Linked DNA regions of Homo sapiens: region 2 is linked to region 1. Evidence: chromatin loops called from intact Hi-C (ENCODE). Cell type or tissue: A673. All regions are shown on one strand. Each heading gives the region's core, and the rest is flanking DNA. Links, peaks and the distances in the headings are about the cores only.

Evidence for each region. Hi-C counts contacts between places; a loop is a spot of excess contacts. Peaks named below come from ENCODE experiments on the same cell type or tissue, not always from the same donor. Only the 100,000 strongest peaks of a DNase experiment are listed, where the experiment ranks them.
Region 2: a loop joins it to region 1, with 8 times the contacts of the local background. A loop is called at or near these places in 9 of 110 quality-filtered maps.

Annotation. Positions count from the first base shown.
Region 1 is chr7:18,581,312-18,597,588 of GRCh38, forward strand. It overlaps HDAC9 (histone deacetylase 9), which reads left to right. Exons shown (of 26, transcript NM_178425.4): 3 at 3,970-4,211; 4 at 9,025-9,175; 5 at 10,205-10,331; 6 at 12,597-12,718. Among named protein-coding and RNA genes, the nearest start is that of HDAC9, 94 kb to the left of the region's middle. In A673, for the core only: a CTCF peak has its summit at 9,635 (motif pointing right); a DNase peak (open chromatin) is centred at 9,630; H3K27ac peaks cover 858 bases.
Region 2 is chr7:19,433,974-19,450,250 of GRCh38, forward strand. No RefSeq gene overlaps it. Among named protein-coding and RNA genes, the nearest start is that of MIR3146, 260 kb to the right of the region's middle. In A673, for the core only: a CTCF peak has its summit at 8,406 (motif pointing left); a DNase peak (open chromatin) is centred at 8,378.

The sequences.
Region 1 (16,277 bases), core at 5,023-13,022:
TTATAATCAAGAGCAGTTTTTGTAAGTTGAGGGTGATTTTTCACAATTTAGTGATTAGTCTCTGAACAAAGGCAAGCAGTTAGACGCAATCATTTCTGTTGGGATAGCAGGTTAAGAAGTCAAATTACCCTTTGAGGTTTACAATAACTGTTTCAGAGACTTGTAGGACTTTTTTTCTTATCTTTTTAAAAAAGCTTTTTTAGAGGTTTGATGTTTGTAGTTCATGGATAACAAGAATGCCAGCAAGAAGAGACTCCAGGGTCTCTTGAATTTTTACATTTTGTCTTTATAGGGTTAAGTTCTGACCTTTGTTTTTTGAGATTTCCATGTAAAAGCTGAAGGCTATAGCTTGGCCTTTTTAATGTAAAAATGAAATATATCATTAACTGCCATTGCTTTTGGTTGGAATTATGCCAAGTCTTTTAGTTAATATTCAAAATCTCATGTTACTCCAGAGCCTTGACTAAAAGTTCTACATTGGGTGCTACAATTAAGAGATCTTACAGGCCATCATTCTAATTTGCATCTGAACTTGTCATGATTAATTTCTTTCCTTTCACAAATATCATCTTTGAGAAGTCAATGTCCACCAAACTATAGTTCATTTATAAATTATTTTCCCATTTTCATTAAAGTGACACATAAAGTACCATCAATGCAAACTTCTGGTCAATCCATGGCAAAATAACCAATGTAAGCAACCCAAGATTGATATCAGTCTGCATGCACAGGCACAGGCACATGCACATGGACATTCAACTCAGATGACCAGCAAGGACATTTAAGTATATGAAGCCTTAACATCTGTAGACAGGATTTCTGTTAGCCTTTTTTTACTCACTGAAAATAACTCTTAAATTCACATGGAAAATTAACTTTGTAGTTCCCAAACTGGAATCTGCAAATTTAAGTTAGTTACTTATAGTAATAGAGCATTAGATGCAATTTGGAAAAATACAGAAAAGTAAAGGGAGAATCATTCATATTTCCGTCTAAAATACAGCCATCTTCTGTTCTCTACATCACCAGTCATTGCTATTAGAATTTAAAAACTAATATGATTTAAAAACCGTGGTAGAATATGTGCTCGATAAGGGCTGGAATTTTTGTCTTTCTTTAAAATACCAAACCCCAACATCTAGAATGAAGCCTGGGACTTTAAGAGGCTTGATAAATCTATTTTGACTACATTGCTTATATATATATATATTTTTTAAATGGTTATCATAGTGTAAATATCACTTTTTTCACTTAATGTGACAACTTTTTTAATGTTCCCACAAACATTATTTTTAATGAATGCGTAGCTTTTCTACCAAATGGATGCGACATATTTTGCTGAGACATTTCCTTGTAGTTGGTGATTTCAATAACAATACTAGAACTCTAGTAAATAATACGACATTGAACTGTTTTTTTCCCTATTCAGTATTGTCTCCTGGAGATATAATCCTAGAGTTGGCAAACCTGAATCAAATGGTAGAAATATGTAACACTTCTTGATACGTATTACCAAATTGGTTTTGCATAAGTTTTGTACCAATTGACAGCTCCACTTGCCATAAATAATCGTCTCTTTGGTCATACGCTTAGCCTATACAATGGGGCATTGTACACATATATGTATACACGTGGGTCATATATATGATAATAATCAATGATGCTCTATTTTGATTCATAATTTGCAATTCTTTACTAGTGAAGGTGATTTTCAGTTGTTGCATTCTTTTATTTGTTTTGATCTAGATGTTTTAGTATTTTTATTTTCTAATGTTTAGTAGAAATTGTGTGCCATTTTATTTTTATATTTGTTTCTAATATGTTTGTTTTGTTAGCTACTTACTATTGATGGTTTATTTTAATATATAAGAAATTTCCATTTCATATAATAAAAAAGCAAAAACAAACATCTGTTAAGGGCTGTGCTACATGCTATTAGTACTTACTGTTACTATCTCCAAGTTACGGATGAGGGAACAGAGGCCTAGGGAAATTAATAACATCTTCAATGTTACACACATGAAAGAGTCAAATAAGCATTTAGATTATAGAACAGAATTTGAAAACTGGTACATGTAAAGACTGAAGCATTTTGTTTGGTTCCTGGAGTATTTAAAGCTTTTGAAGAGCCTGGTGCTGTGACTCATGCCTATAATCTCAGAACTTGGGAGCTCAGGCAGGAGGATCACTTGAGGTCAGGAATTCAAGACCAGCCTTCGCGACATAGCAAGATAATACCCCAGCTCCCACTGCCCTGACCCCAGCTATAAAAAAAAAAAAAAGAAAGAAAAATTTAGCTGGTCATGGTGATATGCACCTAAAGTCCCAGATACTTGGGAGGCTGAGGCAGAAGGATCCCTTGAGCCAGGAAGTTCTAGACTGCAGTGAGCTATGATTGCACCACTGCACTACAGCCTGGACGAAAAAGTGAGCCCTCCAGCAGCCTAAAAAATCTTTCAGTTTAATTTTCAGTTAACAGTTATTTCTGTCTACACTGGATCTGTATTTTCTTTTTCTCCCACAACTCCCACAAATAGTTGGTTTTATCTGAGTAGTGACTGGCCTCTTTTGAAAAGCCATGCAATCCAGTTTGCCACAGTTTCCCCTCCAAAATTCCTGTTGTCTTTAGCTTAACCTTTTACACTGAACTACAGAATTTTCCCGATTCTTGTGGGTAAGGGTCATACTCAAAATATTTAACAACCAGTTTGGCATGGATGCTGGTCATTCAAAATGTCAGAATGGACACCAACAATAAATAAATGGTACACCTGGATATCCTGTCTGTGAGTTTTCCTGCTTAAACTATTCCTTTAGAAAGCAGCATTCTTTTTTTTTTTTTTTTTTTTGAGACAGTCTCGCTCTGTCACCCAGGCTGGAGTGCAGTAGCGAGATCTCGGCTCACTGCAAGCTCCGCCTCCCAGGTTCACGCCATTCTCCTGCCTCAGCTGGGACTACAGGCACCCGCCACCACACCCGGCTAATTTTTTGTATTTTTAGTAGAGAAGGGGTTTCACCGTGTTGGCCAGGATGGTCTCGATCTCCTGACCTCGTGATCTGCCTGCCTTGGCCTCCCAAAGTGCTGTGATTACAGGCGTGAGCCACCGCGCCGGGCCCTGAAAGCAGCATTCTTATCTACTAAGAGTTTTTGCTAAGAATTTTATATCTATTATCTAATTTAATTTGTATAAATTTAAATATTATCATCTGTAGTTATTCTCAGATCATCAAATCTTTTTTACTCCAGTGGTTTGATTAAATACTTGTTTTAAGTTTCCTCATACTTTTTCCACCTTGTTTATTTTAGGAATGAGGTAGCTGAGATACAGATTATTACCAATTCAACATCAGGACTTAGAAACTTGGCTACTTTCACTCCTTGTTGTTTGGATCTGGCACCATTGCTGTGGTTAATTACCATTTTCCACATTTTAGCATGCAGTTGTCTATTCTGTCTTTGGTACATCCAATAGTGCTGCAAATACGTTATATTACAACCTTTACTTTGTAAAGTTGAAGATATCTTCTGACGCTGATTACAAAGGAAGATGTTCTTAAGTGTACAAATGTAGTCATGGTGGAAGTTCTCTCTTAGGGCATCTTTTCCTCAACATAATTCCATTTTTTTTTTTGTCCTCGTTGACTTGATTTTTGTTAGTGGTTCAGTAGAATAAGTTTTATGAATGACTGATACCAGTAAACAATTGAAGTCACCTGTTTGTAAAAGGAAATTGTGGAGGATTCATGGCAGAGTGCAAATTGCTGAATGAAAATTAGCCTATGGCCCATTTATCAAAACTAATGTACAAATGACTTTATATCATCATTGTAAAGAAATGGCTAGAGTCATTGGCATAAAATTTGTTGTACAGGGTCTTATACTTTTTATTTGTTTCCAAATCAATGTGCTAATTTCCAATCTTCTATTACCCTCCCCCACCCCATTTCCCTTTTTTTCTGGTTCTTTAGTGGATGTGAAGTCAGAAGTTCCTGTGGGCCTGGAGCCCATCTCACCTTTAGACCTAAGGACAGACCTCAGGATGATGATGCCCGTGGTGGACCCTGTTGTCCGTGAGAAGCAATTGCAGCAGGAATTACTTCTTATCCAGCAGCAGCAACAAATCCAGAAGCAGCTTCTGATAGCAGAGTTTCAGAAACAGCATGAGAACTTGACACGGCAGCACCAGGCTCAGCTTCAGGAGCATATCAAGGTAGCAAATGCTTCTTTGTCTGTGACCTTACTCAGGAGTCTGCACCGTGGTGGGCATGAACAGTGCCCATGGGAACACTTTGCGGGTAGATTCACTGTGATTAAGACATGGATATATGGCTTGAAGGGAATTGTGATTTTACTAGTGAAAACTTTGGGTAAGTACCTGTTAAAAACCTGTTTTGCTTCTCAGAGGGACCTTCTTTATCCTTTAGCACATAGAATCAATAGCAGGGAATAGTAACTTCCTATCCTAATTTTAGATTCTCTCCTACGTGATTTTGTTCATTTGCCCCATCTGCTCTCCACCAAGAAGAAGCATGAGCCTAGAAGACCCATTTCATATTTCATTTCTGAAGAGTCTACATGTACTATTTGTGAGAAAGGATAAATTAGTCACCTTATATGAAGAGAGCTGTTTTTAAAAAACAAACATGGTGTATAAGTAGATGTTCTGAGTATGTCCGACTCTTCCTTATAGAAAAGATCTCATAATGTACACATTCAAAATAATAGTATAATAAAAAGCTTAAGGGAGTTATAAATGGAGAAACTGGTGCAAATGTTTTTATAGACTGTAGATAAGAATTTATTGAAAGTATTTGGGAGTAGTTGACAATTTGAGACTAAAGTTGTTTAAATTATTTTAGCACAAATATATCCATATTCCAGAATTTTTAATAATAACTTATTTTATTATCTAATAATATTAGATGTGTCTGTTTTTTTAAATTTTGTATCTTCAGAGATAAATATTACTTTAGCTTTATTTGTAAAACATCTTGCAACTTCTTGACAAAGACAGTTGAAACAAGGCTATTTAATTTGAATTTATTGTGACAGAAAAGCAGCAAAGATTTACAACAAAAATTTTATTTTTATATCTAACTTTCAAAGATGACAAACACTTGCTAATTTGTGAATGTAATAAATTATGTTATCTCATACTTTATTGTTTTGTATTATAGGAACTTTATTACTTGCATATCAAGTACAAGCACATTGATAGAGGGTTGATACAGATAACTGATGTTACTAGTATGTAATTTTACCACATTAATATGACAGTTTCTAAGGAAGTAAAAATGCTATCTTCTTCTCTATATTACTTGGTTTACAAGATGTTTCTTAATCCTAAAAGAACTTTATTATCGTATATTCCTAAAAAGGCTCTTTGACAAGTGATATAAAATATATTTATTTCTTTTAGTAGTGAACTTTCCAAAAAGAACTCTTGTATATTATTGATGTACAAAATACCTTAAAGTGAGAGTATTTTCTTTTGTCCCAAATGGAATCAGTAGCTCATGGCTACATTTTGAAGTATGGGTAGCCTTTCTTTAGTTTTTAGACTTATTTTTGAATGAATACTGAAGCTTTATTTAAATTTGACCTTTGAAACAATAATAGAAACATTGATATCTAGATCTGTTTCTTTCCTTCCAGCATGTTAAGATGGCAAAGAGAAATGAGTAAAATGTACATTTTTCACCATACTTTAAGATGTAAGGGACTGTGTAGTTCATTTTGCTGCTTTAAGTGAGACATGTTTCCCTAAATACAGGGCAATACTGATAAGTTACTGCTTTAGATACTTCTTTTCATTTATATTGCTGCCTTTGATAGCTATAAAGTTAATATAAATTGTTTAGAAAGAAATTTATTGCTTAATTTTACTCAAAAGGTAATAGTAGCAAGTAGATAATTAATTGTTCATTTGGCACAAGCAAAACAATAGTGTTGGTTTATTGACATCTGGAAAATATTGGAAAAGTGGCTCCTGTGAGAAAAAAGAATTATGAGATAGCTAAAAGGAAAATTTAGCTTTTAAAATGATTTTCCAAAATAATAATTTGTTTTCTTAGAAACCAAAGACATAATTAATATTACTTTTTCAGATTAGGAAGTTTTTTGATTTTTAGAATTTTTATTTTGTTTTGTCTTGTATTTTTTATGGATAAAGCTAAAAGTTGATGCTTTTCATTAAGATTTTATTTTTATGAGAAAGATGCATTACATGATGCTTTATTTATATTAGCTTTTTGAATCGTTAGCTTCTGTAATAATCAACATTTGTTGAGTTAGATGCTGTTATTCCATTTTTCCACCTAGTGAACTGAGGTAGAGAAAAATAATGATACCTTTCCAAGGCTACATAGCCAATAAATTGTTGCTCCAAGATTTACAGTCTTGCCCTGTCTGCCTCCAAAGCTCTTAAGTTGCCCTGCCTCTCTCATGGGCCAGAACATCTAGCAATAGAGGGCTAAAGTTTTATTTCTTTCTATTGTTTTAAACCTCATTCATGCAATCTTTGATAATGAATAGTAGTGGTAATTAAATTGTGTGCTTTTCTAGATTCCTATGAAAGATTAAAGTTCAAATACATTGGGGCTTTGGGTGAAGCACCAAATTAATTTGACCAACCCAAGTATCTATATAGAATTTAACAGTAAGGCAGAATTTAAGCATTCCTTCTGCTACCATGGAATATTATTTCATTACAATGGAATAATAACACCCATTAAGGGAGTGTATTGAAGCCAAAACACCAAAGATTTTAATATGAAGAGTAACCAGAAATGCTTCTAACTATGTCCTTCTGGGAGTAATAAGGCTATTATGGTTGATATACAGAGTTAGCTTCCTGTTGCTCCAGAGTGACTCTGATGCCATTCCATATAATAGCTTTTTATTTTTGTTCTATTACTTTTTGGTGTAAAATCAAGAGTTTTAGGCACCTAATGTAAAAAACAAAATTTACTAATTTCATTAGTATTGAAAGTTACAAACACATGTTGGGTATCCCTTATCTGAAATGCCCGGGACCAGAAATATATCAGATTTTGGATTTTTTTTTCTGGATTTTGGAATATTTACATATCTGTACATAATGAGAGTCTTGGAGATGGGACTCAAGTCAAAAATATAAAATTCATTTATATTTCATATACACCTTATACACATAGCCTGAAGGTAATTTTATACAATATTTCCAATAGTTTTGTGCTTCAAACAAAGTTTGGGTACATTGAACCATCAGAAAGGAAAGGTGTCATTGTCTCAGCCACCCATGTGGACAATCTCTGGTTGTTTGGCATCACTGTTGTTGCTGAGTCTGAATGTGAGGAACATGCCATTGGCATGTCTTGCCCACACACACACCATTTTGTTATCTTTTGTGGGTGTGCTTATGTGGGGGAATCTGGGCGTGTGTGAAAAAAATATATTGCAGCTGAAAGGGGGCTGGAAGGGTCTTTTTTCCCATGGTGAAGCTGACTAAACTTTGTGCTGTGTGCCTGCATTTTGACTGGAACTCATCACATGAGGTCAGGTATGGAATTCTCCACTTGTGGCATCATGTCAGTGCTCAAACTATTTCAGATGCTGGAGCATTTAGGATTTTGGATTTTCAGATTAGGGATGCCCAACCTATAATAATAATAATTAAAATCAGTAGGGTTCAAACTTAAAAACTAAATTTTATGTACGTTATGAATATGCGGCTGAAGAGAGATATTCTCTCTCTTACATATGAGGAAGTATGGCTCCGAGTAGTTTAGTAACTTGTCCGGATTTCATATCTACTAATGTCAGAACCTAAGGAGAACTCAAGGTCTTTAGTTACTCCTCAGTGTGCACATTTACTATAGTTCATAGATATATATTTCTCAGTCTGAGTGGAAATAGACATCTCAAGATGGCTATTAAAAAAGAATGCTTCAGGCTGGGCAAGGTGGCTCACACCCGTAATCCCGGCAGTTAGAGAGGCCAAGGTTGGAGCATCACTTGAGGCCAGGAGTTTGAGACTAGCCTGGGGAACATGGCAAGACTTTGTCTCCACTAAAAATGATAATTTTAAAAAATTAGCCAGGAGTGGTTGTATATGCCTGTAATCCTAGCAACTTAAGAGGCTAAGGTGGGAGTATCGCTTGAGCCCAGGAGATTGAGGCTGCAGTGAGCTATAATGGTGCCACTGCAATCCAGCCTGGGCAACAGAGTGAGACCCTGTCTCAAGAATAAAAATAAAAATAAAAAAGAGTGCAAGAATGCATCATATTCATGTCATTCATTGTTTGAGAGTGAATTCAAGGGATTCAGAAAGCTAAACAATAGTGCATTAAAATGAAGTTTTGTGGAAGTGGTTTCTTCTTGACCAGTGTCTTTAATCTAAAAGCTTTTATGTGCTGAATGAAAGAATAAAGCTTCTGCTATTTTGATATTTTGAGAGACTATATGTATATAATATATTCTACATATTATGAATATATACATTGCATTAGTCTATTGAGAACTTGCTCTGTAAGATTTTGAAATTTTTAGCATTTGTTTACTTCAGGTAAACTTCCCCCAAATTAATTTAATATCTCACCATTCTGTATTTGCGTTGATTATTTTTACACCATTTTTTAGGCTAAGAATGGAAGATTTCAGTTGTTCATTTATAATGTGAGGGACTTTGTAAAATAGGCTTCTGGGCAGTCCCTACCTTTTCCTGTTTGTATGTTCAAAGAAAAGTCATTAAGGGAACTAAAGATTTAATTAAAGGAAATGGGAAGACCTGAGTGAATTTAACAGTTAGTTTTGATAGGGATGCACAGATAATGGAGCTACCTAAAACTTGCCTGTTGATGACGTTAAGACCTTCACTGCATTAGTTGCTTGTCCTTAGATTTCAATGATTTACAGAAAAAGTGGGTACAAATATGAACTAAATACAAACAAGTTCCAAAAGCTCATAACATTTCAGTTTTGGTCAGTGATGACTATGAAGCCTAAAGAAATTGCACACTCTCATGTCTTTCTCTTCTCGCAAGTTGCAACAGGAACTTCTAGCCATAAAACAGCAACAAGAACTCCTAGAAAAGGAGCAGAAACTGGAGCAGCAGAGGCAAGAACAGGAAGTAGAGAGGCATCGCAGAGAACAGCAGCTTCCTCCTCTCAGAGGCAAAGATAGAGGACGAGAAAGTAAGAGGCACCAGGGTAAACGATGGACTCTCTTTCCTCATCGTTAGCTGATCATTATTCAGAACAAAGCCTGATAAAGAGTGCGGTTAGACTCGTCAAAATTATCTGTGTTTAATTAAAAGCATAGATTACAGACCCAACTGTAAAGTTTTGACATTTACATACCAGCTCACATCATTGAGTCTGCAGAGCGTCTCAAGAAGCAAACGTAACATTATCTGGCAAAGGTGCTGATTTCTGTTGTTTTGAACCTTAAAAATAATGTAATTCTAAAGCAGTCTAATATATGCCATCTTGTTTAATAATCAGCTTGTATCCACATCTCCTGACTATGCCTTCCTTACTCCTGGCCAAGTAATAATTGCTCTCTAAGTAAAGCCTTGCCTCCATTTAGTTTTGGCATACTCAAACTTTGAGAAGATTTAAGACATAACACATGCAAAAGAACTATCCACAAGAGGGAGACAGATCCAAATAATTCCCCTGTATTAGGTCAGTTCAAAATCAGGTCGTAGCAAAGTTTAAAATTTGATGACTTGAACTGGAATTGTCAGCAATATTTATTTGTTTAATGCTCAAAGGGTTTTTTTAAAAACTAAGGTTTTCAAACTAGCAACTCAGAAAAGATTATTTTAATGTGTTTAAGGGATTTAATATGGATCTAATCCCTCAAGATAACTTGATTATTAAAATACAGTGTTTTGTTCCTCTGCAGTATTTTTTAAACTTAAAAAAGTTGATTTTGGGAATTCCCTCTTTGCAAAAGTAATTAAAGAAATAGCTGAAAGTCTTTTGAAAATTTGCAATTTAAGTAGTATTTATAAAGCATTACTGTACTATTTTCTAAAGCATATTTGGACTGTGGTTTCTTCTTTTAATAGGAAAACTTTATGTGCTGTGACCAGCGATTTTACTTCTTAATCTTTGTCAAATATTCTAGAGGCATGAGAGGACAAAACTCACCATCAACATCTGTTTCTGTGTGTGTATGTGTGTGTGTGTGTGTGTGTGTGTGTGTGTGTATTTCAGGGGCAGTGGCAAGTACAGAAGTAAAGCAGAAGCTTCAAGAGTTCCTACTGAGTAAATCAGCAACGAAAGACACTCCAACTAATGGAAAAAATCATTCCGTGAGCCGCCATCCCAAGCTCTGGTACACGTATGTTCAGTGTTTGGCTGTTTTCATTCCTGGGGTAAAGAACACAGGTTCTGTATTTAGCCGACCTGGGTACACATCCTTAGCCTGCCATTTCTCAGCTGTCTGGCTGTGGGCAAGTTCCTTCAGTTCTCTAAGGATCAGTTTCCTTCTCCATAAAAAGAGGAAAATAATAGTGCATGCCCTCTAGGGTTGCTGGCACGGTCCTATAAAATAACATGGTAAGGTACATAACAGAGAGAAGTGCTAAATAAATGGTAGCATTTATCAACTTGAGGGCAAGGAAGTATATATGTTCTTTGATGAATGAATAACTGACAAATGTGAGGTGGGCAAAGAAATTTGTATTTTGCATTTTTCCATTCTCAACTGGTGCATTTGGTATCTATATAGTAATTTCAAAAGGTTTAGCAGATTGTGATTTTATTACACTTGACTTGGTGTAAGATGGAGGTCAGAGCTATTTTCAAAAATCTAGTAGAATTTTGTCTCAAATGAAGAAAAAAGGAAGGAAGAAAGGAAGATAAGGGAGGGTAGGGAAGGGAAGTTGAGAGGTTGCTAAATAAATAACTCTAAGTCTTCAGTGAATAGTTTACCCCTGCCCACCTCACTTCATTTCTTCCCAGACAGCAAAATAATAGCTTGGCTCCTGACACACAACCTGACAACATAATACACTGTGGTATTGTGGTTTTTATAGAACTGTATTTCTGTAAGTCCAATACACAAATATTTCAATAAAATATAGAGGATGTGGTGATTTTAAAACTCAGGGCAAAGAACTGATAGGCAAATCATATATGGATAATAAACTAATAGATAATAGTTTCATTTCTTTCTTAGAAGTGTTTGCCAAATGACCATATATTTTTACACTTATATATTTTTCAATCCCTCACACCATTAAAGATAGGAATAGTACTTGATTACTCTGTTATATTAATATTGTAAGCAGCCTGGGAGTTCTATTTAAAGAGTTAATGTACTTATAAGGCTATTTTATAGGTATCCGCCCTTCTCTGCATCCCAAAACAGGTAACAGACAGATACCATAATGTTTTATAAATACTTTTTAATGATTTTCATAATTTCTGTCATGTATATCAGTTGACATGAAAAACAAATCTCTGAAAAACAATTTCAAATATTCAATCAATATCACGAATGATTTAAAAAGAAACACGATTTTGTTACCTAAAACTACACACATAATTTATAGCTAATTCATAATTCAAAATTAAAGTCTGTTCTAAGAAAAGATAATAGCATTAAATGAGAAACAGCTACATGCAAAGAATTTGTCGGTTAAAGTTCATTAGCTGTTCTCTTAGGTAATATTAAGCATAGCTCTCACATGTTACTTAGCAGTATTTACCTTGTTTTTATGAAATTGAACTTCAGTAGAGTCCAACTGCAGATAACCACAAACGATTAATTTATAGAATCTGAATTTAATGCCATTTTTGCCAGTTATAGCTAGAAGAAATATCCTTAAACCAATAAAGTCTTAAGAATATATGATTTAAATAAATAATACTGGTAGAACAATCATTGTGATGGTGATACTATGTCCTGTTCATTGTTTTCATTACATATGTAATTATAGATATTTATATCTACTAGATAGTCAATATTCAGTCCTATAAACTATTCTCCAGCAGCACAGTTGCATCTCTTAGATTGTATTCACCCAGGAAAAAGAAAACATTTAAAAAAATTGGTTTCATATTAAAGAATGTGATCCCCATTCTTTACTACTGAAACTGCCCCAGAAGTCAGGAGATGGGAGTCCGTTGGCACAATCCTGTCTTTTCAGTAAAAAAGGCTACTCTCATGTACTCACATGTACTATCTAGCAATTTTTTAAAATGAAGTCCTTGCGTATGTTTACTATTACCTTGATTGTTTTATACTGTTGACTAGAAAGGATTGAGATGATGACTTTTCCCCTAGGGTGGCTCTTAAGAGAACATAGGCAGTAATCTCAAATTGTCAAAAGCTCAGACTCTTGGTAAATTATTTTAGTGAAGCAAACTTTCTATGTGACTGTATGACCAAACACATGCTGGACATCCTTAGGATCCCTGCATCATTCCATAGCATACTGCTACAGTGAACTTGGTTATGTGAGGCTATGGTTTGTATACACTAAGGAGAAAGAGCATAAACATAGCTGAGGCACGTGTACAGCGTGTGCAGCTGATTATTGCTGACCAATATGCAGTAAAAACTACCAAGTAAATAGTGAAACTTCCTTGTCTTTTCTAGGGCTGCCCACCACACATCATTGGATCAAAGCTCTCCACCCCTTAGTGGAACATCTCCATCCTACAAGTACACATTACCAGGAGCACAAGATGCAAAGGATGATTTCCCCCTTCGAAAAACTGGTAAGTTGGTTTAACAGGAACTCTGTTTGCTCTTCTGTAACACACCTGTAAGTTTCATTTTGCCACACCTCTAGAAGAAAGTCAAAGGATTTGAGTCGTAGATAATATACCTCCCCACCCCTGCCCCCAGCATAAGCAAACAATGCACACACATACCCTACTTATTTCTGCATCAGTTGATTCATGACATAATCAAAATATCTCTTTTTCAGTTTAAAAGTTTATCATATTTGAACTTTAGCCAAATTATTTTCTTACTAGGAATAAATAAAAATAAAAATTTCGTATCTCGGAAAATCTAACTCTTCTCCATTAGATAGGGCCTCTGTAATATCTTTCATTGTCCTGTTTTTCTGCTGTACCTCAACCATTTACCACAAAAACGAGAATAATAAAGTTTAATTTTTCCAATAAATATTTTACAAACCTTAAATTTTAATTGTTTTTGTGGTGAAAGCAGGTAAGGCCAAAGCTACCTTCTGAGTAAGTGACTAGCCTAATATCTCATGGATTATAATAGAACTCAGAGTGAAATTATATCTGATAATCTCATGAAGTTAGGGGAAATAGCGCAATTAAGCTTTTATTTAGAATTTAGTAAACAGTTCTGTGGCTCTAAGGATTGTATTTGCTGTTCCATCTTCATCTCCTTTCTGAGCATTCTGATATGTATATATTTAATGTCTTATATGCTTTTACTGCTATAATAAATGTTTAACTAGATATACATATAAATAGCATTTGTGTACATTCTATTCTAAATCTCAACGTTGTTTGCCAAATATAGTTCTTTAGAGACAGTAGTAAATTTAAAAATGTTTATCTCCACAACTGATCTGAAAAGATATTCATGTAAGATAGCTTGGTCTATTGTATTTGACTCAGATCTACTTGAAGAAGTATAGATTTATTTGTTTTATATATGAAATCTGCAGAGTGAAAATGATTTCAAATAATTATATTCATTTTCCCAAGCAATTTTGAGAAATTAAAATGAATATAGATTGTAAAAACACATGCCGAAGCTATTTTTTGTCATATAATTTACCTGTGGCATAATGAAGATTTTAAAATAAAATCAGTTATGAATAAGAATTTATTATTCGCCATCTAGCATATATTGAAGGCACTAGGAAAGGATGTTTAACTATTGCAAAACAACCTGTGGCTTTTTAATTTAAATAGCCCAAATATTTTTGCATTTCTACTAAAAGATGATAAGTATTATAAAATACCTTAATAGAAGGCTATGCAAAGGCAAGGATAATTGAGTTTTATGTATTGCATCAGAATTCCACCCTATTATCTGCAAATCAGAGTGTCTTATAAATAAACTTTTCTAGGATGAAAGAAAGCAAAATGTGAGCCTCTATGTTATTTCTAAAACATGAGTATAGTTTATGAAAAGTGATCCATAAAGGACAGGAGTTTTAGAATGTGGGGACTTTGATCTGCAGGCTTGACATTTATTTGTGAGTAGCATGAGTAGGAGCTATTTACTGAGATTATGCAGATACTACCCCAGGTCTTAGGGCAGTGAATGGCATTCAAGAATCTAAGGAGTTACTAAAAGGAAAGAAAAATATGGATTCCCCTTATGGCAGGAGGTTACTGATGAGTGATATAGTTACATTCACAGAGAAAGACTTCTATCCTGCTGAGCACAGAGCCTTTGAATATATCCTTACCACTGGGAGATTGAAAACTGACTGCAGAACTGATAACTGACTTTGAAAAGAAGTGGCATTTGGGAACATTAAGCACCCAGTGAGAAAATCTGATATTTTTAATACTTAAGGAGAAGTACTAAAAACCCATACTTTGTGTCCCACTGTTGCCATGCGAACAGCTTAAGGTTTTTCCTCTGTGAAGAATAAATAACAAGCTGTTAATTTATTCTCATAGATTTTTTTCAATCCACAACACAATTTAAAAAGAAATCCTTCTCAGGATATATATGTTACAAACCCTATTTAGATTTGTACAAATATGCAAGACATTTTCTGTGCCTTATTATGTGCTATATAATAATAGTGAAAAATCCCTGGTCTTTTCTAGAGGTATTTTTTCTGTATTTGATCAGTATTTCATGTTTCTTCCTTTTATGTTGAAAATCTGATATTTATGAAGTGTCTGGCTGTTGATCTGTAAAACCAAACATTTTCAAGCATCGTAGCAATAAAGTTCTTGAACAGCCATTAATACTTTAGTATCTCTATAGAGGTTTTAAAATATTCCTTAATTCAATTCCAATTGTCTGTTTAAGAAAAATAAGATGTAATTAAATACAGATGCTTTCTATACTCTATCTAAAATACTTAGAGATGCCCTTCATTAATTACAAAATAGGTGGAACACTCAGCTTTTATAAATATAATCCATTTGGTGTATTTCCAATTCCATTATGAGAAAATTTAGACATATATTTGCACTAAAAGAATAACACTGAAATGTTGTCAAATAATTTTTACTTCAATGTTTATTGTATTTCAGTGACTCAAAAGTATTTACAAACAAAGCGAACAATAAAATTTTACCATAATAAAACATATGTGATGATTGGGGAAACTGTTTAAGATAGCTTGTGTAAAGCTACATCATACTAAATGAAATCTGGAAGAGTGTCATTGATCATAGAGTGTAAACACCAGCCCAGCTACTGTAGAGTGACGCTTTGTTATTAGAGCCAGATTCTAAACCTCTCTTGTCTGCTTGGATTTCATTGAACTCAATCTTAGAGTTAAAAGAAGTTGTTAAATGAGTGTATCCTATCGTTTGATCTATGTATGATACTATTTTAGTTTCTTTTAAATCTACATCAGCAATATGTATTAGCAAGCAAGATTTACGAGAGTAAAACTGGAATCAGAGTTAGAAAAGTCCTAATGATCTTACATTGATTGAGATAGCCCTAGGATGTCCCTTAAGCAGTGAGCACAATTTGAAACCTCTCTTGACCTTTTAGGACCTTCCCCAGACAGTGATAACCCGGGAACAGTTAACTACAGAAACCTCATTTGCCTGCAGAAATCTGACCTTTGTCACGCAAAGTGGACCTTTACTTCCTTCCCCTTAGGAGAATGATAGTTGCTCCTAGAATTTGGGCATTTTAGAAACATGGAATTATATTAAAAGTTGGCTCTAATCATGCCCATTCCAATTCACTTTTCTTTAAAATGTAAGAATGGAGTGACTTCTCCTCCTTTCACAACAACATCAAAGGCTTTACATAACTTATTTTGAAGTGGAAAATAACAATTGTTTTTAATTTTTATATGCATTGCCCACACTTAAAGTAGTACTTCCTTCTAGAATTATACATTGTAATTAATTTTGTTCTATAACACAAGGATAGGTTGATAGGAAAATTTGGAATATTTTACTAAACTTATACTTTGGCTGAAAATAGTATCATTGCTGTAGTAGATGACTTTATTGTTTTTATATAGTACACTGCTGAACTGATAATAAACTATGAAGTAGGGAAAGGAAGTTTTGGAAATAGTACATATTTCCTGGCACTTTGGAAATGGTACATGTTTCTCACAGAGATTCTACA
Region 2 (16,277 bases), core at 4,993-12,992, 850 kb after region 1:
TGGCCGGGTGCGGTGGCTTACACCTGTAATCCCAGCACTTTGGGAAGCTGAGGCGGGCAGATCACTTGAGATCAGGAATTCAAGACCAGCCTGGTCAACATGGTGAAACCCCGTCTCTACAAAAACACAAAAATTAGCCAGGCATGATGGCAGGTACCTGTAATCCCAGCTACTCGGGAGGCTGAGGCAGGAGAATCGCTTGAACCTGGGAGGTGGAAGTTACAGTGAGCTGAGATTGTGCCATTGCACTCCAGCCTGGGTGACAGAGCGAGACTCCATCTCAAAAAAAAAAAAAAAAAAAAAAAAAAAAATCCCAAAGAGTGGACATAAAACCTCCTAGAACTAATAAGTAATTATAGCAAAGTACTAGAATACAAGATTAATATGCATGTCAATTGCATTCTTACATATCAGCAATTAACAATTAGAATTTGTTTCATTTATGTTAACATTATCTTAGCACCAATATTGCCACCAAAAAACCTGAATTGGTGTAAAGCTAATAAAATATGTGCAAAACCTATATGAAGAGAACTATAAAACTCTAACGAAGAGGTTCAAAGAAGACCTAAATAAATGGAAAGATATTGCATTTCATGGATGGTTATGCCCTAACATTTCCCTAAAAATAAAATATATTAATAAAAAAGTAATAAATGCACAGGATAAAAGATGCATTCATTATAAAAAGAAATTAAATTGAAGTATGTTCCCCTTAGACTTACAACTCTACTTCCTATTGTTGCAATGTTCTTATACTTCCTTGTAGAACATTATCTGTTTACTAACATAAATATATGTGCATATTTATTTATTTATTTATTTAGAAATGGAGTCTTGCTCTGTCACCCAGGCTGGAGTGCAGTGGTCTGATCTTGGCTCACTGCAACCTCCTCCTCCTGGGTTCAAGTGATTCTCCAGCCTCAGCCTCCTGAGTAGCTGGGATTACAGGCACGCACCACCATGCCTGGCTAATTTTTGTATTTTTAGTAAAGACGGGGTTTCACCATGTTGGTCAGGCTGGTCTCGAACTCCTGACCTCGTGATCCACCCGCCCCCGCCTCCCAAAGTGCTAGGATTACAGGTGTGAGCCACTGCACCTGGCCATACGTGCATATTTATATGTGCACTTATATATGTGCATACCTATACTCCTTTTATTTACACAATTTTCATAGTGATTTATTTTGATAACATTGCTTGGAGATCTATATTGGCACATAGATATATATCTCATTATTTTAAAAAATTGAGTAGTATTTGCCAAATATTGATGAATTCTAAAATTTTTGTGTTGTCCTTGTTTTTTGTTGTTGTATCCACAGCAAAAATTTCTATCTGTAGAATTATTAGGCCAAAGGCATGCACATTTTAAATGTCAGTAAATATTGCCAAATTACCCTCCTAATTTTGTAGCAATTGATAATATCAATTTTCCCACATCTATTTTTGCCATTCCCATGGGTGAGAAAGCATATTTTATTTAATTTTCATTTGTGTTTATATAATTATGAATCATATTGTTCCTTCATATTTATTAAATTATTGTATTTTTTATAACGAATCATTTCAAGTTCCTTTTATATTTCTACTTGTACAGCTAGACTCCCTCATTAGTTTTTAATATTTTCCTGATTCTTTTAGGATATTTTCCAGATGAACTTGACAACAATAGTCACAATAAAACACAGTTTCTCCTATTATTAACATTTTGCATTCGTGTAGTATATTTGTTACAATTGAAACTTAGTATCATATTGTGATTATGAAATAATTTAGAGAGCAGTGATATCTTTAAAATATTTTTTCTGTTAAGAAATATAGCTTTATTTCTCATTTATGTCTCTTAGAAGGGTTTGAAGTTTCAAAATTTAAGTAATATATATGTTAATCTTATTTCTAGAAATATCATTTTCCAGTCTTTTAAATAGTGACAATCTAATTCTGTGACAACATGCCTTATGATAATCTAAGGAACACAATACTTACTTAAATACATTTTTTCCCTCCTATCAACAATTGTTTTCATACAAACCTTTCAAAAACCAGATTCTGTTATTTTAGTGCTAATCCTAGAAATAAGAACTTTTATGGTTGAGTTATGAAGCACTTAATATGATATTTACCACTTTTCTGTTCATTCCTCACACATTTATTATATCCAAAAACCATGGACTCTTGCACCTTCCTTTATGAGATAAGCTTTATAAAACTATAATTTTAGAAATCAGTAACTGGTTTCTGTACAATTCCAGATAGAATATTATCACAGAAATTACTCAAAGTAGGGAAGTCATTTTCGGGGTGGGGTAGGGTGGGGATGGCATGGGTTTTGGGGATGAGATAGCTGAATGGGAACACAAATTTTCAAAAAAAAATTATTTTATCCAAAGTTTATTGGATTCTCATCTTCTTTGGGCAAGCAAAGAAAATGAAGACAGTAACAAAAAAATATAAAGCTGGGTGTGAGATCTAATATTACCAGTGCACATTTCTATGCTGCAACTTACGTATACTTCAGGACAACATTGTGAGATACATTCTTTGTTATTTTACAGATCAGAAAATACAGGCCCAGGATGCTAGAGTAAATTTCCAAAAGTCACAATCATAGACTTAGTTACGAAGGCCTGGGACTTGAACTCAGTCCTAGCCTGACTCCAAAGCCCATGTTCTCTTCATAATGCACTCTGCCATTCAGAAACCATTGATTGCATAGGGAAAGAATACCAGGTAATGCACTATGGGTAATAGAACAGAGTAATAAAATATAAATATTAAGCGCAAATAAAATGGAAAAAAATTCAAACAAGCACATTTTCCACTTATATTCTATAGGGAATTTCATCAGGCATATTACATTTTATGATACAAATAGCATAAACGCCACTGCTTCTACGTTATATACTTGGTTTTTTTAATGCCGAATCATCCTGTCTCTCTATTGCTTATAATACATGGTCTTTCCTATGAAATATTTTATTAGCAAGCTATTTAAGAACCTGAATTTATTTTCTCTTATAGAATAAGGACTTGATATCAGCCATTTAACAGAGGCAGGCTGTAGCCACTTCCCTTCCCTAATCCACTTTCATTAATTTTTTCTTTGTTCTTGGCATTATAACCTTTCTGTGTATACTCCCATACATTTCTCAGGCTGTAAAGAGTAAGCCATTTAAAAACAGCAAATCGAGAAATTTAGAGTTGAGAAAGCCCCTGGAGGTCGTCTGGATTACCATCCCTTATAATGCCTTATATATAGCCAGAAACAGTGTATAAAATTACACTCAGAACTGATCTAGAAGACATCACTTCTCCACAAACACAATGACTTTCACTGCCGACAACATTCAGTGCTTGACTTAACTCCAGTGCTTCGAGAAATTGGATCTATAGCCCTGATTTTATCCTCACTAGAATGAATTCCAAGTATTCTCTGCTACTTTGCATCTCTGGCTCATACTGCAGGTGCTGCTGATTAGACCCTAGCTTTATGCCTGCATCTAGCTCCAAGGGTCTGAGAAAGCAGGTATCTGATATCTATGGTAGGAAAAAAAACTGTCAAACATCCACTACATTTGTCAAGATCTCTATTACAACATAGCTTCTGAAACTGAATGCATCATTCCAGATGGCTTCTGACCAATGCAGTATGCAATGCAATTAGCCACCTTGGTCTGAACAGAATGCATAATTATATTGAAGCACATGCTAAGATTATATGAGTGATTTTCATATCCACATCAAAGGGTTGGTTCACAATTAAGCTTTCAGTTAACTATAACCCTAAAACTCCGTCATCTTTTACTGCTGTTTCATCATGTGTTCTCCCATCCTGCATTTGTACATTTGTGGCTTGATTTTTTAACCCAAATATAGAACTTCATAATTAGCCCTGTTACATTTCACTTTGTTAGTTTTGGCCCATCTTTCCAATATTTTTCAATCTTTTTGAATACTGTCTCTATCATCCAATATAGTAACTACTGCTACACAGCTTTGTATTATACACGTACTGGATAAACATGCTTTTGGTTTTAGTCCAAATTCCTGATAAAAATGCTGAAAATAATATAATACATATAAAACACTGTGGGATACCACACAATATTTTCATCCACGGTGGAATCGAACCATTAATTCATATTTCAAGCCATTGACTAAATTTATCTAGAGTTATGTTCAAAATGTGTTCTTTTTTTAGTTTGCATTATGATGATGATGATGATGATGCAAAGGGACACATGAAAGATATTTAAAAGAAAATTTCTTTATGGTATAAGCATTATGCAATAAGGAAGTAGGATGTGATTAATAATCAAAGATAACATATTCTCCAATGTGTGGACAATATATTCTTAAAAAATAAAATTATAAATCCCAGATTACTATCATGTATACTTTGTAGACCTGTCATAATATCATATTACTATAAATCTCAGAGCAAACAGCAAACATTTTCTGTGAAAGACCAGATAGTAAATATTTTGACTTTGCATTCCATGTGCTTTCTCTTGGAAATACCTAACTCTGCCCTTGTAGAGAAAAAGCAGCCATAGACAATACATATATGAGTGGAAATGATTGTTCCCATAAAACTTGACTTGTAAATATATGTGGCAGGCCAGATTTGGCCCATAGGCTCTAGTTTGTCCAACTGTTTTTAGAAGATGGTCTATACAAGGCCCACAAAGTGGGCATGTGGACTCACATATAGATGAATATATTACAATATTACAATATTCCCATAGTGTATATTTAATATTTTAAAAATTTCATATACTAGGTTTTCAAGAGCCAGAACTGTCTTGTTTCTTTTTTCTTTTTTTTTTTTTTTTTTTTGAGACAGAGTCTCGCTCTGTCGCCCAGGCTGGAGTGCAGTCGTGCAATCTCCGCTCACTGCAAGCTCCGCCTCCCGGGTTCACGCCATTCTCCTGCCTTAGCCTCCCCAGCAGCTGGGACTACAGGCATACACGACCACGCCTGGCTAATTTTTTTTTTTTTTTTTTGTATTTTTAATAGAGACGGGGTTTCACTGTGTTAGCCAGGATGGTCTCGATCTCCTGACCTTGTGATCCGCCCACCTCGGCCTCCCAAAGTGCTGGGATTACAGGCATGAGCCACTGTGCCCGGCCTGTCTTGTTTCATTTTGAACTTCAGTACCTAACAATGTTCTGGCACTTGCTAGTTGCTCCATATAAGTTGGTCATTATTCAAATAGGCATTAACATGCTATTTAAAATAGAGTCAGCATTCCTAGGTGTGGTGGACCCAGTTCCTCCCTTAAGAACAAGAACAATGGGCTTCCTACCTTTAACGCTAAGAGTGCTGCTGGTAGACAGCCCTCAGCTGAAAACCCTTAGAAATTACTTAGGGTCAAGAGAGCAACCTCTTCTAAGGCCGTGTCTCCTTCCCAGGACACCCTGTTTCCAGTGACAGATCAACATGAGGGATAAGGCTGATGTCTTTATTCTAACTCAGGACAAGTCTGAAGGTCATTTTAGCTTCAGAGTTCCTAGCTGAGGTCTTCATTGAGACTGAATTACAGCTAACCCGTCTCTTCTCAAATCTTCTTCCCTAAATTTTGATTTCAAAGGACTCCTGATATAGTTTGGCTTTGTGTCCCACCCAAATCTCATCTTAAATTGTAAATCTCTAGTTGTCAAAGGAGGGAACTGGTGGGAGGTGATTAGATCACGGAGGCAGTTTTACCCCTGCTGTTCTCGTGATAGTGAGGGAGTTCTTACAAGATCTGATGGTTTAAAATGGCAGTTTCCTCTGTGCTCTCTCTCCTGCTACCATGTGAAGGTCCCTGCTTCCTCTTTGCCTTTTGCCATGATTTCCTGAGGCCTCCCCAGCAATGCTGAACTGTGAGTCAATTAAACTTCTTTTGTTTATAAATTACTCAGTTTCAGGTAGTATCTTTACAGCAGTGTGAAAATGGACTAATACAACCCACTAATAATCCTCCTGCATTCTAGTATCTGTCACAGAGTCTACTTTCCAGTGAATGCAACCTGCAACAGCAACCTACAACAAGAAGAATATTTGCTACGGTTTGAGTGTGGCCGCTGTGAAATTCAGGTGTTGCCAATGTGATAGTATTAAGAGGTAGGGCCCTTAAGAGGCGATTAGGTCATGAGGGCTCCTCCCCAAATTAAGGCCCTTATTAAAGTGGCATCATGCAGGGTTCAGCTAGCTTTCCCTTCTGCGGATGTGGTGTTCTTCCTTCTAGAGAATGCGGCAGTAAGGCACCATCTTTAAAGCAGAGAACAGCCCTCACAAGACAACGGAATCGAATCTACCAGGGCCCTGATCTCGGACTCCTGAACTGTGAGAATATAAATTCTTGTTTTTTTGTAAATTACCCAGTCTTGGGTGTTGTTTTATAGCAGCACAGAATGGACTAAGGTGGTATTTTTACTCATTATGAAGATAGTAATTTAAATGATATCCATTCGAGGTTTTTCTACCTTGAGCTAATCTCATACAGGCTAGCCTTATGAAGTATGATTTTGAAAGCTATCCTCTTATCAGAGCCCATGTGGGTTCCTTTTGACTTCCCAAAACACTCCCCTATTGCAGTTGGTTAAAATTGGTAACCATACTAATTGCTCACTATTTACATCACTATGTTTTTACAGTTCTCACAATTCCTAGAATAAGCACCTCCTAATTACTAATGTTGAGGGCCACTAAGACCTTGCCCCACCAATCTTGAAAGTTTTTAATCTTCACCAGAAGAGACAATAAATAAATCTTCAGTGAGTTTCTATTTTGGAAAGGGACTTTGTGGAATATTAGGGAACAAAAGAAGTAAATATAAGACCAAGTTTCTTTTTCACAGGAAAATTCAGTTCCTGTTAAAAGTTCCTAGTCATGTTAAGGAAGTTGCTATTAAAATTCAGTTCTAGAGATTAGACAAATTAAAGGGAAGCTAATGCTTCTAATAAATATAAAGTGCCTAAAGGGTAGTGAAGAAACTTCACAGTGTGGAACAAGATGATCATGGAAGGGAAAAATGAGGGTACTTTTAAAGGAAATGCCTTTTTTTCCCCCAAACTGCTTTTCCTCAGGTGATTTCAAAGTCATGTATATAAAATCACTTTGGGGGTAATTGAAGGCAGGAGTGAGAATAAAAAGAGAACTGAGAGAAGAAACGCTAACTTTTATTTAGCGCCTTCTGTTGCTAGGGGTCTTTTTAAGCACTTTACATCTGTTAATCATTTCATTATTAACTCTGCGAGGTGGGTTTGGTGTTTCCCACTTTACAAATTAGGGAACAGGTGTGTATAGGGAGGTCAAATACTATAGTTAGTGATACACAGCTATTCATAGTGGATTGAGACTAATTCATTCTGACTGTTTTTTTCTCTTTAAATTACATAAAAATCATATAAAACATGCTGAAAAAGACAGAAACATGTGTACATGGTAATTTCAATTGCAGCCCAGTGAAGATGCTTGTTCTGTTTTTTTTTTTAATTAGCATCAGAGGAAGAAAACCTGATAAACGGATTTCTAAATCGATAGTCAGAACTTGTTCTAGTTATATAGTATCATATGCATTTGGATTGGGTGAACTGTGAAGATTCTAAATTTTGTTCAAACAAGGTTTGTGTCCAACCATTTTACATTTAAGAACCAAAATAGCCGCCAAGCTGTGATGTTTCTAGAAAAATAGTGAAATACATTTTTTTAGTGATTAGAAATTGATAAACTGCAAGTGTTTAGCATTTTTTCAAAGATTCTTTAAATCCTGGTGTTGCATTTAAACGAAAACTATAATTACAACTTGTAAATATGGATAGAATATGGATTGGGAAACAGTTTCTTTTGAAAGAAACTGAAATGTTCTTTCTGAAAGTGTATTTCAAAAAGCTTGGTAATGAACAAGGGCTAAATGTATATTACCAAATGTTGAAAGTTTCCGCTTAAACACTAGATACAATCAAAGCTGATTCCAAGGAAAGTGCTACACCATAGGCAAGTTACAAACGACTTATCAGAAACTTGTTACATACCTTACACATCTTATATACATAAGGCAGTTGAAGCATAGGGAAGTTGGTGATGAGGATTTCTTTAGAGAGAACTAAAGGTGTAAGGTAGGAGGTAAGATCCTCTTCCTGTCAAGACGAGAGAGGGTTTTAGTGGGATTTCTGAGCATTCTGGGCCTCCTGTAGTTAGTTACATTGCTATCTGACTCCTGCTGGGAAAATATCTAAGGCAGAGAAGGCCAGCCAGCGACTTGGTGGTGGTGTGGGGAGTGTGCTTACTGTGTTGTGAATGGGCTGCACTTTTAGATTTTGTACAGGCATAGAATAAATGAGTGCTTCCTGAGGACCAGAGATAGTGCATTATAGGCCATCTTAGAACTTGTCCAATAGGGCCACCTAGAGGGGATCCTGAAGATGGAGAGGGAGTTCTGTGGGGCTGAGGATCACTGTAGAGTAAAATGGTCAGGAAGCCTGCAGGTGAGATCATTAGTCATTGGGGTCTTCACAGAACCCGTGAAAGTGGCCCTTGAAGGAAGAGGTCAACTTTAAATATCCTTTATGCCACTCCCAATCTCTGTCCAGAAGGTGTCCAAAATAGCAGCTAGGAGTGAGGGAAGTGTGTACAGAAAGACATGAGAAAGCCAGTTGCACTGCCTCCCGCCAACCCTTCTCCTACAGCATGCAATAGCTACCAGAAGTTCCTGTCTGGGAGATGGCAAAGAATTCTCAGCTTTCCATGAAGATTGATTGTAGATTAATATACTATTCTCATATTCACACTCCTGAATTTATACTGTGTACATGTAAAAAAAAAAATGACCATAGGACGTACCTAGGTTTTCATCCAAGGTGACCATCATGAAATAAAGTTTCAATTATTAATGGGAAACAGAAATAAAGATTTGAAAATTACATCTCATGAGTCCTTCTTGGTCAATGTATCAGTTACATATATTTGGGTGATCAAGATAATTTCAGTGAACTCAAAGATTTTTGCTAAGAAAGTTGATAAGGTTGGAAATTAGTTTAGTAGAAAGACAACGAATGTCAGGCTAGAGCATTTGGACTTTATTATAGAAAGTGAGGGTCATCGATTGTATTTGAGTTGACATATATCAGATAATGACTACTATGACAACAGTTTTAGTACTATTTTTTAGTAGTGATATGCATGGATTTTTATATAGCAGCTTGGTAATAAGGCAATAAAAAGCCTTGAAAATGTTAAATGATAAATAGGTTGTTTTGGTTTTAAAATAATCTTTTGAGCTTTAAGCATATTTGGCATTAAAATAAATGACAATAATAACACAAAAGGGAGCACACATTGAAATTTGGTTAATTCCTTATCTGTTCTAGAAATACTTAAAATATAAAAGAGATTGCGATAATTCCAAGATATGTGTTGACATCTCTAGAACAACTACTAAATAAAAATAAAATAATGTAACATTAAACGCCTAATAAAGGGGAAAATTGGAAAAGTGTTGATTATTTTAAAAGAAATCAGGAAAGGAGATGAAAAGAAAAAATTAGTAAAAGGGCAAATAGAAAGTAAATATTGAAATGTAGGTTTAAATTTATATATATCAGAAATTACATTAAATATAAATGGACTGAACACATCAGTTAGATATTTTCAGATAGGAATAAAAAACATGTTGCTTTCAGGAGACATACTTAAATATACAGACATAATATATAAAAACCATAAATAACAGAAAGATGATATAGCTTTTCTAATATCAGGTTAAATAGAGTTTAAGAGAATACCAGGATTAAGAACATCACTACATTAAAATAAATGAGACAAGCAAGAGGAAAACATAACAATTCTATATTAATATGAACTTAACATCCTTAAACAATCGAAAGAGACAGATTCATAATTATAGTTGGAAATGTAACACTAATATTAGAAGCCAACAGAATGAGCTTTTTGGAAATCAGTAAGGCTATCTATAGAAAATTTGAACACAATTAACAAATTCTAATTGACATATATAGAACGTTTGATTAAATAATTGCCAAAATATACATTTTTTAAAAAGTGCACATGGAGAACTTAACAAAATATAGAGCCATCTGATATGTTTTTGCTTTGTGTTCCCACCCAAATCTCATGTTGAATTGTAATTCCCAATGTTGGGGGAGTGACCTGGTGGGCGGTGATTAGGTCATGGGGGTGGGTTTTAACCATGCTGTTTTTGTGAAAGTGGGTTCTCACGAGATCTGATGGTCTAAAAGTGTGTGGCACTTGCCCCCTTGCTGGCATTCTCTCTCTCTCCTGCCACCTTGTGAAGGTGTTTGCTTCCTCTTCACCTCCCACCATAATTGTAAGTTTCCTGAGGCTTCCTTGTCAGCTTCCTGTTAAGCCTTCCTGGAACTGAGTCAATTAAACCTCTTTTCTTTATAAATTACCCAGTCTTAGGCGGTTCTTTATAGCAGTTTGAGAGCAGAGTAATACACCGTCTAAGTAAAGCTCAAAGGGCTGAATTCAAATGCAATGTATTTTCTGATTTGAGTGGAATGAAATTAGAATATCATTACAAAAATTTTAAAATTCAATGTTTGAAAATTAGTGTTATATATTTAATAACACACATGCCAAATAAGATATCATATTGGAAATTAGAAAGTAATTTGAACTGATTGATAATGAAAATACATCATACTTGTGGGACAGAACCAAATCTGATTAGAACAGTGGTTCTCATCTGGGTGACTTTTGCCTGCAAGGGAACATGCGGTAATGTCTGTAGATGGTTTTGGTTGTCACAATGGAGGGAGGGGGTACAACTGCCATCTAGTGAATAGAAGCCAAGGATGCCGCTAAACGTACTGCAGTATACATAATTCCTTACCACAAAGACTTGCCTGTCCCCAAATGTCAATAGTGACTAGGTTAAGAAATCCTGACTTGAGAAAATTTTAATGCTTTAAATGTCAATATTCAAAAAGACTGAATATCAGTAACCTAACTATCCATTTGAAAAAGCTAACATTAGAATAACATATTAAGCACAAAATCAAAGAACAAAAGTGAAAAAAAAGCAAAGATTAATGAAATAGAAATAAATACTGTAAAAAGAATCAACAGTCAAAAAATTATTTTTATCTGAGAATAGTAATAAAAGAGTCAGACCTCTAGTAATAGTGATAAAAAGGCACAAATGGCTAATATCAGGAATAATAAATGGAACATCAGTTTGGTTCCTTCAGCTATTAAAAAGGTAGTAAAAAGCTGTTATAACCTTTACATTAATAAACTTAAATATAATTAACAATGTGCTTGAAAAACACAACTTACTAATATGGCCATGAGAAGCAAAACATCTGAATAGAGGGATGTGTGTTTAATTTTCCAATCTAGAGAGTAGAATATTGAAGATTTTTTCAATGTGTTTTGTGAGAGTAGCATTATATTGATACCACAGCCTATTATGGAGAGTACAAAAAATAAAAATTGGAGGGCTGGCAAAATATTAATAAATAGAACCCAAGAATATATTGAAAGGAACTCAAAACCAATAGAAGTTTAAGAATATATGGTTAATTTAACATACTAAACAAATTATTTAATGTAATGAGCCACGTTAACAACAAAAGGAGAAAAACCATATAACCTCACCCAAGCAGGTAAGCAGTATTTGATAAAATTCAACACCCATCCATGGTTAAAAACACAGTTCTTAGCAAAGTAGAATTATGATTTGACCTCCTTAGTGAGATAAAGAATATCTATAGAAACATGCAGGAAATTTAATACTTCATGATAAAATATTAAAAGCTCCCATTGTGATGTTGGGAACAAGGTAAGGATATTTATTAAAATTATATCTATTCAACATTATACTGGAGTTCTTTGCCAGTGTAATATGGCAAAAAAAAAGAGTGATTTAAAAAGGAAGAAAAACATTTTCGTTATTTGCAAATGATATGATGGTATGTAAAAAATTGAAAATTTAAAAAAATTATATAAAACATTAGAATTATTGAATTTTGCATGGTTACTTCATGTAGCACAAATATGCAAAGCAATTATAATTGTTTTTCTGACAACCTACTTAAAAATTTTATAATTGATACAATTTATAATAGAATCAAAAATATCAAATTCCTAGGAATACATCAAAGAAAAGTTATACCAAACCTCCATACATAAAATGATATTATTGAAGGAATTTTTAAGAGACTTAGGCAAGGGAGATATATCCCATGTTCATTGTTTAAAAGACTCAATATGTTAAATATTTCAGTTCTCACCAAAATGATCTATAGAGTTAATGCATACTCAGTGTCAGTAGGACATTTCATAGAAATTGACAAGTTGATTTAAAATTATTTTAAAGAATTCTTAACTTTTATGTATTTAGGGAGTAGAAGTGCAGATTTCTTGCATGTATGTACTGCGTCATGGAGAAATCTGAGCTTTTAGTGTACCAATCACCTGAATAGTGAACACTGAATCCACTGAATCCAACAGGTAATTTTTCAACCCTCATCCTCTTCCCACCCTCCCACCTTTTGTAGTCTTCAATGTCTATTATTATACTCTGTATGTAGACATTGTATACATTGGACATACAGAGACAAAAAGAGAAACATTGTTTAGCTCTCACTTATGAGTAAGAAAATGCAGTATTTGACTTTGTTTCTGAGTTACCTCATTGAGACTAATAGCCCCAGTTCTAACCATGTTGCTGCAAAATACATGATTTCATTCTGTTTATGACTGAGTAGTATTTCATGGTATATATACTAGTTTTTCTTTATCCAATCATCTGTTGATGGACGCTTCCATATCTTTGCTATTTTGAATAGTGCTGCAGTAAACATATAAGTATAGTTATCCTTTTGATATAAAGATTTCCTTCCGGGTATATACACAGTAGTGGGATTGCTGGATCCAATGGTAGTTCTATTTTTGGTTCTTCAGGAAATTTCCACACTGCTTTCCAGAAATGTATTAATTTACATTCCCACTAGTAGCATATAAGTGTTACCTTTTTTCCTCCACATCCTTGGCAACATTTGTTGTTTTTAGACTTTCTAATAATAGCCATTCTGACTAGAGTAAGATTGTATCTTATTGTGGTTTTAACTTGTATTTCTCTGATTAAGGATGCTGAGCATTTTTTTAATAAGTTCGAAGGCTGCTTGTATGTCATCTTTCGAAAAATGTGTGTTCATTTCACTTGCCCACTTTATAATGGGGTTGTTTTATTCTTGTTGAGTTGTCTGAGTTCCTTATAGATTCTGGATGTTAGCTCTTTGTCAGATACATAGTTTGCTCCCTATTCTTTAGGTTATTTGTTTACTCTGTTACTTTAGCTGTGCAGAAGCTTTTTAGTATAATTAAGCCCCATTGATCTATTTTTGTTTTTGTGTTTGCTTTTGAGGATTTGATTATAAATTATTTGCCAAGGCCAATGCCCAGAGGAGGTTGGAAAATCCTAGGTTTTCTTCTAAAATTTTTATAATTTCAGGTCTTACTTACACTATGTCTTTAATCCATTTTGAGTAAACTTTTTGTAGATGGTGTGAGGTATGAGTTCAGCTTTATTCTTCTGCATATGGCTATCCAATCATCCCAGCAACATTTATTAAAGAGAATGTCATTCCCTCAGTGTATATTTTAGTAAACTTTAAACTCAGTTGATTGTATGTATGTGGCTTCATTTCTGGGTTCTCTATTCTGTCCCATTCATCTATTTTTATACCAGGGTCATGCTGTTTTGGTTACTATAGCCTGGTAATATAGTTTGAAGTCAGGTAGTGTGATGCCTTCAGTTTTGTTCTTTTTGCTTAGGATAGCTTTGGCTACATGGTCTCTTTTCATATGAATTTTAGGATTGTTTTTATAATTCTGTGAAAAATGATAATGGTAATTTCATAGGGATTGCATTGAACCTGTAGCTAGCTTTGGGAAGTATAGTCAATTTAATGATATTGATTCTTTCAATCCATGAACATGGGATATTTGCCCACTTGTTTGTGTCATCTATCATTCCTTTCATCAGTGTTTTGCAGTTCTTCTTATGAAGGTCTTTCACCTCCTTGGTTAAATATATTCCTAGATTTTTGTTTTGTTTTGTTGGTATTGTAAATGAAATTGCCTTCTTGATTTTGTCCTTGGCTAGATTGTTATTGGTGTATAGTAATTCTACCGTTTTCTATATATTACTTTTGTATCCTGAAAGTATACTAAATTCATTTATCAAATCTAAGGGCATTTTTGATGGAATATTTAGCATTTTCTAGACGTAAGATCATATCATCAGTGAACAAGGTAATTTCACTTCCTCTTTTCCAATTTAGATACTTTTTTTTCTCTTGCTTAATTGTTCTGGCTAGGACTCCCAGTATAATGTTGAATAAAAGTGGTAAAATGGGGCATCCTTGTTTTATTCCGGTTCTTAGAATGTTTTCAACTTCTCCCCATTAAGTAGGATGTTCACTGTGGGGTTTTCATATATGGCCTTTATTATGTTGAGGTATGTTCCTTCTATGCCTAGTTTGTTGAGGATTCTTATGAAGGGATACTGAATTTTATTGAATGCTTTTTATGCATCTGTTGAGATGACTATATGGTTTTTTGTCCTTTATTCTGTTTATGTGATGTATCATATTTGGTAATTTGCATAGGTTGAATCATTCTTAGATTCCTGGGGTAAACCCTACCTGATCATGGTATATGATAATTTTGATATGCTATTGTATTTGATTTGCTGATACTCTGTTGAGGATTTTGAATCCATGTTCTTCCAGGATATTAGTTAATAGTTTTCTTTTTTGTAGTTTTGTCTGGTTTTGGTAACAGGGTGATGCCGGCTTGTATAATGAATTAGGGAGAATTCCCTTCTAAATTTTTAGAATAGTTTCAGCAGGATTGGTATTAGTTCTTCTTTGTATATTTGGTAGAAATTGGCTGTGAATGCATCTGGTCCTGAGCTTGTTTTTAAGTTGATTTTTTAAATTACTGATTCAGTTTCGTCACTCATTATTGGTGTGTTTAAGAATTCTATTTTTTGCTGGTTTGTTCTCAGGCGGTGGTGTATTTCCAGGAATTTATCCATTTCCTCTAGGTTTTCTAGTTTGTGAGTGTATGGTAGTTCCTGATAGCCTCTGATCTTTTGTATTTCTGTGGTGACTATTCGGTTGTAATGCCCCCTTTTTCATATATGATTGTGTTCTACTTTTTTCTTTTTTTGGTTAGTCTAGCTAGTGATTAATCAATTTTATTTATCTTTTCAAAAAGTCAACTTCATTTCATTGATCATTTGTATTTTTGGTCTATATTTCATTTAGCTCAGATCTGATCTTTATTTCTTTTCTTCTGCCAACTTTAAGTTTGGTCTGCCCTTGTTTTTCTAGTTCTTTGATATGTGATGTTAGGTTGATAACTTGTGATTTTTCTAATTTTTTGATGTAGGCATTCAATGCTATAAACTTTCCTTTTAGCACTGCATTTTGTATATCCCACAGATTTTGGTATGTTGTATTTTCATTTTCATTTGTTTCAACAATTTTTTAATTTTTATTTTAATTTCTTCATTGATCTAGTTTTTAATTTTCATTAATTTAAAAAAAAATTTAATTTCTGTCTTAATTTCCTCATTGACCCAGTAATTGTACAGGAACATGCTATTTAATTTCATGTATATGTATGGTTTCCTGAGTTCCTCTTGGTATTGATTTCTAGCTTTATTCCACTGTGGTCTGAGAATATACATGATATAATTTTAATTGTTATTAATGTGTTGTCTTGTTTTGTGGCCTAATATGTAGTCTATCTTGGAGAATGTACTGTGTGCTGATGAAGAGAATGTATATTCTGTACTTGTTGGGTAGAATGTTCTGTAAATGTCTGTTAAGTCCATTTTGTTTAAAGTCTAGTTTAAATTTTCTGTCTTAATGATCTGTCTAGTGCTGTGAGTGGGATGTTAAAGTCCCCCACTATTGTGGTATTTTTATATTATCTCTTTCTTAGTATAGTAATATTTGTTTTGGGAATGTGGGTGTTCTGAAGTTGGGTGCATGCATATTTTGGATTGTTATATCCTCTTGTGAAATAAAACTTTTGTCATATAATTACCTTGTCTTTTTTATTGTTTTGATTAAAATCTGTTTTATTTGATATGAATATAACGACTCCTGTTCACTTTTGGTTTTCATTTGTGTGGAAAATCTTCTTTCACACCTTTACCGTTAGTCTATATGTGTTATGGGTAAGGAGAGTTTCTTGTAGGCATGATGTAGTTGGATCACGGTTTT